Regions from separate parts of the Homo sapiens genome. Here region 2 is linked to region 1. Evidence: read pairs that join two places in POLR2A ChIA-PET (ENCODE). Cell type or tissue: MCF 10A. All regions are shown on one strand.

The links. Peaks named below come from ENCODE experiments on the same cell type or tissue, not always from the same donor. Only the 100,000 strongest peaks of a DNase experiment are listed, where the experiment ranks them.
Region 2: POLR2A ChIA-PET joins it to region 1 with 15 read pairs; 1 of 35 experiments calls an interaction of 5 or more read pairs at or near these places.

Annotation. Positions count from the first base shown.
Region 1 is chr5:82,147,282-82,149,781 of GRCh38, forward strand. All of the region lies in intron 3 of ATG10 (autophagy related 10), which reads left to right. Among named protein-coding and RNA genes, the nearest start is that of RPS23, 130 kb to the right of the region's middle. In MCF 10A, no CTCF peak of the experiment used is centred here; a DNase peak (open chromatin) is centred at 1,090.
Region 2 is chr5:81,754,371-81,756,870 of GRCh38, forward strand. No RefSeq gene overlaps it. Among named protein-coding and RNA genes, the nearest start is that of SSBP2, 4.5 kb to the left of the region's middle. RefSeq lists a cis regulatory region at 436-521. In MCF 10A, no CTCF peak of the experiment used is centred here; a DNase peak (open chromatin) is centred at 1,141.

The DNA of each region.
Region 1 (2,500 bases):
CCTCAGCCTTCCGAGTAACTGGGACTACAGGGGTTCACCACTACACCTGGCTAATTTTTTGTATTTTTAGTAGAGATAAGGTTTCACCATGTTGGTCAGGCTGGTCTTGAACTCCTGACATCAAGTAATCCATCCGCCTCAGCCTCCCAAAGTGCTGAGATTACAGGCATGAGCCACTGTGCCTGGCCCTGAGCTTAAAATAAAAGTTAAATTAAAAAAAAAATAATGTTGATGTTTTCATTTTTGCAATCAATAGCTTAGTTAGACTCAAATTGCAAACTGTCATTGCCTGTAGTAGGCAGTGGCATAGAACTCAATTCAGCTCTTTTAACCTGAGTTTTAAGCTGCTTTCAGATTGCCCCACACATACATGGTTCAGGAGTCAGCCAGAGACTTGGGCTGAGTTTAAACATAGAATCTGGGGTTGTCCTCTTCTGGCTGTCTTCTTTCTTGGGCATCTGCATCATTCTCTAGCACCTATGGTTTTTCCAGGCTCTTTCCCCCAGTTTCCTCCAGTCAGAAAGATGGCAAGAGTTTTTGCTGCCTGCCCTCCCCCAGTCCTTGTGCCAACACCACCACCATTGCAGCTGCCTCCAGGGAAAAACTGCAAAAACCAAATCACTTGCTCCAGGTGTTGACTCCTCTTCAAAATCTATTTTTGTTAAATCTCCAAAGCCTCAAATAGGTTTTCTTCCTAGAATTTATATCTGTTATTTGTAGCAGGATTGGTCTGTAAGGCACTCAGTCTTCTACATCATGGGTCAGCAGATTACAGCCCTTGGGTTAAATCCAGCCACCTGCTTGTTTTATTAATAAAGTTTTGTTGGAACTAAACCACACCTATTTTTCTGTGAGTGATTTCATGCTATAATGACAGAGTTGAGTAGTAGTTGTGACAAAGACCTTATACCTAGAAAGACTAAATAAAATACTATTTGGCCCTTTAGAGACAAATTTTGGTGAACTCTGCTCTGTATCAAGAGAACTCACCTAATATTTTGACCTCTGATCCAGTGATCTGATTCTCTTCCAGCTGCCCACAGGCACAATAACATCATGTTCTAGAACATCATCTGGAATTGCGTCACTGTAGAGCACTTCTGTCTCAGGAGAAGCATTATCTCTTCTTTTTATATGCTTATACCACTTACTTCATCTCCTATTGCATCATGAAATCTGAATCTCTCTTAGCATCCTCATTTCTTTTTCTCTACTGACTCATTCCATTCAACATACAGATAAACCCAGATTGAATATATATTTCTAAAAACTCTTACTTTGACATTTATATCCCCTCAAGCTACCTGTAGTTTTTCTGTTTTTCTGTGTAACTTCTCATTAGGGTTATCTACTCTTAATACTGACACTTCCTCACCACAAGTTCATACCAATCTTTACAATTCTGCATTTTCTTCCAATATGCATTTGAAATTTATTTATTTCAGCTGGTGACAGCTGAAACATCTATCCAAATTGCCTCTTCAGATTATCTTTCTTCATTTTTCTGTAAAATGCAAGATATTGACCATGGTCTGCTGGAAGCTTTCCTTCTGTGATTTCCATGTCATTTTTATCTTTTTATATTTTTTCTGTGTCTATCAAGCTCTTCCCATTGCTGGCTCCTCTTTTCCACCTATCTCTGAAATATGGCATTTCTCAAGATTTTTCTCTGGCCTTATCTTCTTTCCCTATTAGAAATTTTCATCTACTTTAGTTGTTCCAGATATTCTTTTTATGCTAATGACTCAAATCCAAAATATATACGAGCTTTAAAGTTATATACACTTTAAACTCTAGTTCTGCCTCTTACTAATTGTGACCTTAGGCAAATTGTGTGGCCAAGATCTTTAGGACTCAGTTTGGGTAAAATAATAATGCCTTATCTCATAAGCTTGCTTATCATATTGGCAACCAGGGCAGCCCTGGTTGCCCCCAGTGGTAAGCTGTTTACTAATATACCCCGTATTTACTTTTATCTAGTTCTACCCCAGTGGTAAGCTGTTTACTAATATACCAGTATTTTCTTTCTGTCTCACTTCCCTATTCCCTTACTTGTGCTCCTGAAATCGCTTTCCAAATAGATTATTTACACTCACATCAAAGTCAGCTTCTCGGAGTAGCCCATTCTAACACATGGACCCCAAACAGAACTTGGATCTTGAATTAAAGAACAGTCTTTTTGCAGACTTTCATATGGTTATTAACCACTTTTTTCAAGTTTTAGAATTTATGTTAAAGTTAGGGCATTTTATTATAGTAAGAGGAACATGTTACCAATTTATTAAAACCACACTACTACTGTTTGTTTTTTTTCACTGTTTTGTTTATAAATACTACTCTGCTGCCCAGAGTCCTGTGCCTGCCTGTCATGCTGTAAGCCTACACTGACAGTTTGAAAATCTTGGCTATGATTTAAAAATTTTTAGCTGATAATGATTTAAAGTATTTCCTTCTATTCTCAGAGAAAATGCATATTCTCCTGGCTTGAAGACCTTTAAGG
Region 2 (2,500 bases), 390 kb before region 1:
TGCCCTTGTTCAAATTATGTTGAGTACAAAGAGTGTTCTTTGCATCAGCAACTGTATCTCCTGGGACCAATATTGTAATTAATGAGATTTGAAACACATATTCAGAGCCAAATTTGAGATCCCAGACACAAAAATGAAGATCCATTGTTTTGTTTTCATTTTTTAAAAAGGGAAAAGATTGGAGATTTAAAGCTTCCTAGTGTAGAGAATCACAATGTATTTTTAGAGTTTTTTTTTTAACCCACATATGAGATTGATGAATTTGGGGAGCCTGGATTTGGCATAGGGGAACCCTGACCAGCAATGTCACCAGAATGGAACATTTGGAATTGAGGTTGATTTTTTAAAAAAACTTTACTCTTTCAGATATAGAACATCACAATAACTCAATCATTAGGTCTCCCTCATCTGTACCCCCATTTCGTTTGGACACGTGTGCACAATTTTCTCTTTCTGGAACCTACATCTAATTCTTGGAAGTCTTTATCACTTTAAAACAGGCAGTTCATTATGCCACCCTGCTCAAGCTCTAGATTGACTATACATTTCTTTGATCCTAACTTTTTTTTCTGTAGAACATTAAGGTTAATAATGTCTACATTCTTACAGTGCATGAGACCTCAGAAAAGATTTACCTGTTATATACAACAAAGAGACCACCTCTTTATGTTTAAATGGAAGCTAATCATGAATTTAATTATGTGCATCATACAGAACATTTAGCTTATTAACTTAAAACCACTTAGAAATAAAAATATTTAGAAAAATAAACTAAACATTAAAATAAATTTTCTTGTTTTAGAGTAATATTCCCCAAAAATAAAACTGTTCTATTATTTATTTGTTTCATAAAACTAATCAGTTTATACAAATAACTCAGTTGCATTCATACCACTTTTCATTTCAAATCGTTTAACAGATATTCATTCATTATTACTCAATACATCCCAGTTAATTAGATTTCCCTAACCAGCTTTTTAAACTGGGTGAACTGAGTTCTAGATATATTCGTTAGCATTAGCTGATCCAAAAAGAAAACAGAACTAGTTCCAGAAGAAGAACTCCATGTTCCTGGCTGGCAGTCCTTTTCCCAGACCACGAAGCCACACCTCTTTCTCTCAGAAGTGACTATTCCACCAAGGAATGTGAGCAAGCTCTGAGATGTTTGTCATTCAGATTACCTTGTGAAACTTCACTCCCAGGCAGAAGAGACCAGCATGCTCAGATTCACAAAATGCTCAAATGCCATGTACCAAAGTAATGAAATGAATAGTCATTGCAACTATGCTACTGTGCAATTTAGTCACTTACACCAGAATAATAAATGAAATTGGGCCTCAAATTAACATTTTTTGACACACTATTATTGGTTTAACATCAGCTAATCTGAGGCAATGACTGTTTCCATAACCTATTGCCCTGGATTTTTTAAATCCCAATTTACATATTCATAAACACTTACCAATATGTTAGGAGACATGGTGTGCAGATCTGCCAGTTCCAAAGAGTTCCAGCCCTAGAGGGTCTAGTCTTTTTTAGCACTACCAAGAATGTAAAGTTTAGTGACTTGGAATAAAATAAAATTATCCTTATACAAAGAATTATATATAAGCTGAAGATGAAAAATGAAAAACCAGGGCTACCATGTATGGCAATTTCATATACTGTATGTAGCATTTTGCAAAACAAATTCCAAGTGTTGTCATGTTCACTGGCTGGATTTTTGTCATTAAATGTTGAGAGTTATGTAATAGGAAGTGTGCCAAAGAGTGTTCTTTATTCAAAAGTATTACTATTTTTTTTAGTGCATTCCTAAATCTTCACAATGGTTTTTCACCTAGTAAGGTTATGCCAATATGATATCTTTGCACTCTTGGAGCTAACAAAAGCCCCAGTCTCAAGAGGGAGGCTATGCAGCATTCCAGGCAGTGTCATTTCCTTCTGTTAGAAATGGAAACAGAGAAAAAAAACACCTACTTCATTTGCTTTTCATAATTTTCAAACATAATCAGATCCTCTTAACCAAGTATGGCAGGAAAGGAAGACGACGACATATTATACTACTATTGCATTTTGTTTGCCTTTAGATAGTTTTAAAATAAGTGGTTAAAAATACATTATGCCAAGTGAAATCTGCTTAAGACAAGGGCTGAATATTGCCATTGCCAATCATAAGCTATAAGGTATAAACAATCTTACCATGGTCATATACGCTTGTCAAAGATATAGAGGACACTACAAATTTTGGGAGTTAGGGCTGGTTCCTCAACAAGTCTTTGAAACCAACTGGCCTATGCCCTATGTATTGCAGTACAGTAAGTACAGTAGTTTTTTAAGATTTATGTGTATTCTGTGGTGGCAATTGCCACCTGCCAGCACCATCATATACCATTAGGTGATACATGTACAGTCAGATTCCTCATCAGAAAAATAATTTTACAGTGTCATTGTCTTCGAATGCTTTTCAAATGCTTCATGTTCTTTTCTTTGCACCTAAATT